Regions from separate parts of the Homo sapiens genome. Here region 2 is linked to region 1. A link is a contact called in ENCODE Hi-C or POLR2A ChIA-PET data. All regions are on one chromosome and are shown on one strand. The core of a region is the stretch at or near the end of the contact, and the rest is flanking DNA. Distances in the headings are between cores, read along the strand shown. Region 1 holds the start of LINC02615 (long intergenic non-protein coding RNA 2615). Region 2 has its middle 46 kb from the start of PGRMC2.

Region 1 (4,291 bases), core at 657-3,156:
GTTTCCTGAGATGGAGAACTTCCAGTGCTAAAACCAGGACATTCCTAGGCGAACTGAGATCAACTTAGCATTCCTCTTCCTCACAGACTCAAGTTTTCTTCCATTTAAAATGCTGTTACAGACTGAATGCTTCTTTCTAACATGTTCCCTGTGCATCAGATCTCTGCTAAATAATGGAGTCCTAGAACTGGAAGGGATGCTTAGATGTCATGAGGTCATCCACTGCCTTCCAGTAGGTTTCATTCAGCTGGGCTGTTTAGATCATCTGCTCCTAAAAAACGATGTGCTGGGAAACAGAGTCCACAGATAGTGTAGAGTCTGATACTTAGTCTGTAATTTTATAATCCTTACTATTTGCTATTTGAATATCTTTCATATTATGTGGTTTCTTTTTTTCTTACACGTTATTATAGGATTGAGAGGTGTGGCTGCCAGTTTCTGCAGAGGAATTATGGAGGTTGAGTTTAGAAGTTCATGGTTCTAGCAATAGCCATGGTTTGGGGGGAAATTACTGCTTTGTTTTGGCAAATGTAAATATAAGTTTTCAGGAAATATGTGCCTAAATTAAGAGTGCAGTGTTTAGACGGTTCCCCCAAACTGCTGTTAAAACTATAAGGAGATTGGCTTGTCTCATTGATAAGGAAGAAAGTTGCTAATATTTTATTTCCTGCTTGTTTTATTAATTCTTTATATTTGATATTCTCTTATATCCTACTCAAATATGTGTATAGATCTCAATAATTCTAAAAGTTCAGGGAATGGAATTCATTTTTTTTGGTAAATATATTGCCGTTTTCTATCTCATTAGGGTAGACAATTTGTCTATCTCAATTGGCCAAACTGCTATTGGGTCGCAGTCGCCTTAGCTTGTGTAAACTATAAAGAACTGGTTCAGATACTCTATATGGAACTCTGTCAAATTCTGGTTCCCAAACCTTGGCTCAGTTTAAGACTTCAAGATACACACATAAATGTAAATAAATAAATTAAAAGTATATATATATATTTATTGTTGTTGTTGTTATTGTTAGATAGATTGTTTTGTCCCAAAGGTATAACCAGTACGTGGTCACTATAGTAAATACATAAATTACAGAAAAATAATAGGAAGAAGAAGAAAATTACTCTGATTCCACCTAAAGATAGTGATTGATTTGGGGGTATTTCTTTTTGCTCTTTATTTCTATGTAGTGTTGTTTGTTTCACATATTATAATATTGCATCCTACCCTTTTCACTTATAATTATAACACAAGCATTTTTCCATTTAATCATGAACTCTTTTTAAATAACATGTGTAATGGTTGCACAACATTCCATGGCATGCTGTAGCATTTCAGTAGAACATAGCTCGGTGGAGGAGACAACAGTATACACATAGAGTAAGCTTAGATTATGTTCTCAAATTAGTTAGGCAAGAATGTAAAATCTGATGGGCAGCAAGGTGTCCTCAGAGGATGGGAGCAGATGCAGGATAAATCAGCATGGCTTCTCTTACTCTGTGCTGATCCTCATGAGGCACGTGGCTGCAGCTGATATCCTTCATAGCGGGTCTCTGGATCTGGAAAGCTCCACAATCCTTTCACCACCCTTTTATATGCTTCTTGGAAGAATTTACACCAACAAACTATGCATTTTTGTTGAAGATAATTATTACAACATTGAACTTTTCTGGAACCAAACTCAGCAAAGAATAGGTGATGTTCTCGTCTTGAAGGACATATAGGGTATCAATTTATTGCCTCACAGCTACAAATTCACTCTTCATTGCATGCTCTGAGAAAATGGATATGGGCCCTTTAAATATTTTTCTTTGCCAGATGGCACCATGTTAATCTTTGTCGGTAGAGGGTGCATGAGAGACATGATAGGAGGAACGGGCTTTGCTTCCTGGTCTGACCATTTTTATATGCAAGCTCCTGGAATGCCTGTGGTTTCTCCAGCACCTGGGTCCTGCTGGCAACCAGCAGCACCCAGTGGCCAGCAGCGTACTCTTTCACCTCTTCTTGGGTGACTTTGTGGAATGCTCCAATGTGACATCTCCCTGTGAACGCCTTTCCTGACACCCTAAAAAGTGTCAGGAATTTCCAGCAAGTTCCAGAGAGCAGGTTTCCAGCAAGTTTGGTCAGTATGACACCACAGCGATATCTCTGCCATTCACTGAACTTGGATTCTTCCTTCTTCAGTGAGGTATGGATTTCAACCCTGGATTGGGAAGTGGCTGGGGACCCTTCCCTGGGCACTGTATCCCAGCCCTGGGGACAGTGGCTGCTTCATATTCCCGTATCCATTAGCATTCTCTTCTTTTTTTTTTTTTCCTTTCCAACTTTTATTTTAGGTTCAGGGGTACATGCGCAGGTTTGTTACATGGGTAAACTATATGTGATGGGGGTTTGGTGTACAGATTATTTCATCACCCAGATAATAAGCATAGTACTTGACAAGTAGTTTTTCAATCCTCACCCTCCTCTCACCCTCCACCCTCAAGTAGGCCCAGGTATTTAGTTTCCTTCTTTCTGTCCATGTGTACTCAATGTTTAGCTTCCACTTATAAGTGAGAACGTGAAGTATTTATTTTCTGTTCTTGCATTAAATTGCTTAGGATACTGGCCTCTAGCTCTATTCATGTTGCTGAAAAGGACAAGATTTCACTGTTTTTTATGGCTGCGTAGTATTCTGTGGTATATAATATGTACCACATGCTCATTATCCAGTCCACCATTGATAGGCATCTAAGTGGATTCCATGTCTTTGCTATTGTGAATAGTGCTGTGATCAACATATGCATGCATGTCTTTATGGGAAAATTATTTATGTTCCTTTGTGTATATACCCAGTAATGGGATTGCTGGCAGTTCTGTCTTAAATTCTCTGAGAAATCTCCAGACTGCTTTCCACAGTGGCTGAACTAATTTACGTTCCCAACAGCAGTGTGTATGCATTCCCTTTGCTCCACAACCTCACCAGCATCTGTTATTTTTTGACTTTCTAATAATAGCCATTCTGACTGGTGTGAGATGGTATCTCATTGTGGTTTTGATTTGCATTTCTGTAATGATTAGTGATATTGAGCTTTTTTTCATAGGCTTGTTGGCTGCATGTATGTCTTCTTTGGAGAAATGTCTGTTCACGTCATTTGCCCATTTTTTAATGGGGTTGTTTGTTTTTTGCTTGTTAATTTATTTAAGTTCCTTATAGATTCTGGATAGTAGACCTTTGGTGTATGGTTTGCAAATATTTTCTCCCATTCTGTAGGTTGTCTGTTTACTCTGTTGATAATTCCCTTTTTTGTGCAGAAGCTCTTTAGTTTAATTAGATCCCACTTGTCAATATTTGTTTTTGTTGCAATTGCTTTTGAAGTCTTTGTCATGAAATTTTTGCCAGGGCCTATGTCCAGAGGGTACTTGCTAGGTTTTCTTCTAGGGTTTTCATAGTTTTAGGTTTTACATTTAAGTATGTAATCCATCTTAATTTGTGTATATGGTGTAAGGAAGGGGTCCAGTTTCCATTTTCTACATATGGCCAGCCAGTTATCCTAGCACCATTTATAAAATAGGGCATCCTTTCCCCATTGCTTGTTTTCATTGACTTTGTTGATTATCAGTTGTAGGTTTCTGGCTTTATTTCGGAGTTCTCTAACCTGTTCCATTGGTCTATGTGTCTGTTTTTGTATCAGTATCATACTGTTTTGGTTACTGTGGCCTTGTAGTAAAATTTGAAGTTAGGTAGTGTGATACCTCCAGCTTTATACTTTTTCCTTAGGATTTCTTTGGCTATTTGGGCACTTTTCTGGTTCCATATGAATTTTAGAATAGTTTTTCTAATTCTGTAAAAAATGTCATTGGTAGCTTGATAGGAATGGCATTGAACATATAAATTTCTTTGGACAGTATGGCTGTTTTAACAATATTGATTCTTCCTATCCATGAGCATGGAATATTTTTCCATTTCTTTGTGTCATCTCTGATTTCTTTCAGCAGTATTTTGTAATTCTTGTTGTAGGGATCTTTTACCTCCCTGTTTAGCTCTATTGCTAGGTACTTCTTTGTGTTGCTTTTGTGAATGGGGTTGCATTTTAAAAAATAATTTAAAAAATTTTGAGGGGTACATATTAGGTGTACATATTTATGAGGTACATGAGATGTTTTGGTACAGGCATGTAACACATAATAATCATGTCATACAAAATTGGCTATTTATCCCCTCAAGTATTTATCCTTTGTATTACTCTTTTAGTTATTTTAAAATAACTAAAATTATGCTTTTAGTTATTTTAAAATGTACAATTAAAT
Region 2 (4,020 bases), core at 707-3,206, 190 kb before region 1:
AGGCAACCTAGGCAAGAGAGAACTTTTTGGAGTGAGAAAAATATTCTTTCTCTTCACAGTGGTAATGGTTGCATTAGTATATATAATTGTCAAAAGTCATTGAACTGTATCCTTAAAATGAATGTATTTGTTGTATGTTACTTATATATCAATAAAGTTGATTTAAAGATACTGAGTTTTGAAACTCAAGACAGAGTTAGTTGACTGGAAAGAAAAAGAATCTTTGAGTTCTGAGAGCCTAGATGTTTTCAGTCCTGAACTGAAATCCTGGTCTAAACAATAGACATCAGACTGGGTGCAGTGACTCATTCCTTTAATCCCAGCGCTTTAGGAGACCAAGGTAGGAGGATCACTTGAGCCCAGGAGTTCAAAACCAACCTGGGTAACATAGTGAGATTCCATTTCTACAAATAATTTAAAAATTAGCCAGGTGTGGTGGCACCTGCCAGTGGTCCCAGCTACTTCAGAGGTTGAGGCAGGAGGATCGCCAGAGCCTGGAAGGTTGAGGCTGCAGTGAACACTAAGATCACACCACTGCCCTGCAGTCTGGGCAACAGAGTGAGGCTATGTCTTGAAAAAATAAACCAAGGAAACAAAAAACAATAGTTGTCGAACCTAGAACAGAACAAGAGCATAGTCTCGTTATCCCCGGTAGCCCAACTTTGTCGAAAAACTTACTAGGCTGGGGAATGCGGAGAAGAGTTCAATAGGAAAGAAAGTGAGCTATTGGTTGGAGTCCCAAAGAAGGGGTCCTATATCACCCTTGTGCCCCTTCATCCTCCAGCCAAGTCAGATCAGCTTATAGAGACAAGCTGGGAGAGTCCACTTGCTTGTGAGAAGTAGCAAGGCCCACAGGGCATTCCTGAGGCCACTGTGGCAGGGAAGATCAGGTGGGGCTCTGGCAGTCTGAGGGATGTCCTGTATGCTCAGCATGCTTGGAAGAGTGGCTGGCAAAAGCCTGAGAACAGGAGATCTGGAGGGGCCTCACAGCTAGGAAGCGGGGAGACTATTATATCAGTGGCTGCAGCATAGGCTGCGTGGTTGGAGATACCATTGAGGAGACAGCAACAGTGGACAACCAAAAGGGAATTTATTTTGGTGGATGCTAACATGAAGGGGTTGATGACAGAGCAATGGCACTGATGCCGTGAGCCCACAGAAGCCTTGTGGAACTAACTTGCCACTTCAGGGACAAGGCTGTGGGTGGGGAATGAAGGCAGGGAAAAAATTCATTTGAAAAATGCTCTTTTGGCCTCTCTTGGAGTAGCCTGGCTTTTGTCTCTGCTAACACATCAGACCAGCCCTGTCCTCCCCAGGATTCTCTGGGGACTCTGAGATGTGGTGTAGGGGACAGATTGGATCCCTAATTTGCTGCCGACCTCCTTTCTGCAAACTCTTTGGGCTAGATCAATGTGAGCGCTGCAAGGTGTAAGCAAGGGAAGCCATCATCGATAGCACACCATTTCCACTTTCATTCTGAACTCTTAACTGACACATTTACAGAACCTCTTACAAAAATGAAAAGTTCAAATATCCCTCTGTTGTAAAGAAACAAGATGGGCCCAGTGGAATAGTCCATCTTGTTTCTTTACTCTTTACATTTGGATGAAGAACCACACCATTTGGTCTTGGGATCCACTTGAAAACTCTCCAGGACTCAGATTTCTGTTCTTATTTCTCATAAGGCACAGTGTACGTGTGTCATCCTCTGAGCTGTCTGTGATGTTTTCCACCTGACCACAGCTCATGCTGTGTCTCCCACCATGGTCTGGTCAGGCAAGCTGTGTGTACACTTCTTGAGAAGGCTGATTGTTGTGAAAACCTTTGCCACAGAAACAAAAACGAGGGGCTGCCTCTTTCAGATACATTCGCCAGCAGCTTTTCTCTTATGACCTCTGGAACACAATTGCATCAACTCAGACATGTGACTGGGCAGAAATACCAGCTCAAAGACCATCTGGTTAAGAATGAGGCATACTTCCCAGCTTGGTGGATGGCAAAATGTCAAAATGCCCCAGGGGGATCTGCCTCATCTCTCATTCCTAAAATATTCACAGGCTGACTGTTTCTGACCCAGCCTCAAAAAGGGGGGTTTTCCCTGGCAGAAGCTGAAGTGATCCTGGCCTCAGGTTCTATGTCTTTTGGAGCACTGTCAGGGGCTTCTGTGTTTCTGGAGCTAATCTAAGGAATAAGTGTTGTTTTAGGACAGTCGTAATTCAGTGAAATTTATTGATGCACTCACTAAGTGAGCAGATACTGTCCTGGGGGTAGGGATACTGTTTTAGTCTTCCTGTGCTGCTATAACCAAATACATGAGACTGAATAATTTATGAAAAACAGAAATTTATATTCTCACAGTTCTGGAGGCTGGGAAGTCCAAGATCAAGGCAGGTTCAGTGTCTGGTGAAGGCCACTTGTTCATAGACAGTACCGTCCAGATGTCCTCACTTGGCAGAAGGGACAGAAGAGCGAAAAGGGGACAAACACTGTGTCCTCATGGGCAGAAGAGTGGAAGGGCAAACTTGCCCCTGCAAGCCCTTTATAAGGCACTAATCCATTCATGAGGGCTCCAGCCCCATGGCCTAATCACCTCCTTATAGCCCCACATTTTAATGCTGCTGCATTGTGGATTAAGTTTCAACATGAAATCTGGAGGGGCACAAACATTCAAACCACAGCAGGCACAAAGATAGTCAATTTCTGCTCTTAACAGATCAGGCAACGCGGGGAGGGTCTAAGAGAGGGAGGAAAGAGACAATAGATTAGATGCTGATGACACAGGGTGGCCATGCTATGACAGAGGTAGGTGAGCATAGCAGGGGAGAACAGATGAGGCACACCTCACCCCAGAGGGCTCATGGGAGTGGTGTTAGTAAAGGCTTTTTGAAGAAAAGGATCCTTGGACTCAGTCTTGAAGAAAAAGTTTGGAATTCGCTAGGCAAAGGTTGAGAGATTTCCTAGAAGATGAGATGAGATGTGCAAAGGTGCAGAGGCAAGAGAGGGCCTAGGGCACTGTACCACCTGGAGCGCATGATGAGAGATCAGATTGAAGATGGCAGTGGAGGCCCAGTGATGAAGGGCCATGAATGTAATGCTAACAGCTTGCAATTTGTCCTCTGGGGACAGGGAACCATTGGAAAGAGAGCCATTTTGTCAGTGGAGCGATCTTAAATGTGTGCTTAAGAGAATATATGGAACTGCGGGGACAGATCCCTGAGAGGGAGTGGGAGGTGAAGAATTGGAGAGGCCTTCTAAGATGATGAGGAGTTATATTTGGCAGAGCTGGGTGGGTGGGTGGGTGGGTGGGTGTGGAGTAGAGAGCATGGGCCAAGGAAGACTCCAGGTTTCTGGCGTGGGTGACTGAGGACAGTGCTGTTGGCAAACGGGAAGGCCAGAGGATAGATGGTTTGTTTTCTTTTTTAGTGGAGAAGCTGATGAATGCCTTGAACACACTGAACCGGGGGAACCTGTGGGCCATCACGAGGAGGGACTCAGTGGGCCAAGGGCACTAAGGTCTGTGCCTGGGACAGAGTCATCAGTCCAAAGATGGAGGTGACAGTCAGGGGAGTGGCAGAGATTGCTCAGGTGTGTATGGGAGCGAGGAAAGAAGAGGCCCACAAAAGCTGGGGCAGCCACTCTTGCGTTGGCTGAGGAAGAAACTATGAGGCCTGAGGTAGAAGCCCAGGGTGGTGTGGAGTCCTGCTGTCAAAGTCAAGGAGAATGCAGTGGTGGCCATGTGGCAAAATAAGGGCAGAAAAGTTTTTCTGAGAATGAATCACAAAAGGAATTGCAGGTCCCTGGAGCTTGCCCTGAAAAGGAACAGGGGCTGGAAATTCTGGCCCTCTGGGTGGGCCTCCCTTCAGCAGCCTCTGAGTCCGTTTCTGGAGCCCTGCTCACTCCCCTCCAGGAATCAGCCCCCAGCAGGACTTCTACCCAAGGCGTGCTGCACTTTATCAGAAGCTTCCAAGGCCAACAGGTGCTGGGAGCGAGTCATGTCTTTTTAGGTTGTTAGAGTGCCCG

The links. Hi-C counts contacts between places; a loop is a spot of excess contacts on that map. ChIA-PET counts read pairs that join two places held with the same protein, here RNA polymerase II (POLR2A). Pooled maps may share reads with other maps.
Region 2: a pooled map shows a loop between it and region 1 (2.2-fold over the local background). The contact joins the enhancer-like site here to the promoter of LINC02615 in region 1. A Hi-C loop is called at or near these places in 1 of 50 pooled maps. POLR2A ChIA-PET finds 5 or more read pairs at or near these places in 2 of 52 experiments (HepG2 and common myeloid progenitor, CD34-positive).

Annotation. Positions count from the first base shown.
Region 1 is chr4:128,426,110-128,430,400 of GRCh38, forward strand. It overlaps LINC02615 (long intergenic non-protein coding RNA 2615), which reads left to right and starts at 1,907. Exons shown (of 9, transcript NR_125882.1): 1 at 1,907-2,189.
Region 2 is chr4:128,239,780-128,243,799 of GRCh38, forward strand. No RefSeq gene overlaps it. Among named protein-coding and RNA genes, the nearest start is that of PGRMC2, 46 kb to the right of the region's middle. Within about 2 kb of position 1,957, at least 6 of the 41 ENCODE cell types and tissues checked have a DNase peak (open chromatin) inside an H3K27ac peak, as active enhancers do.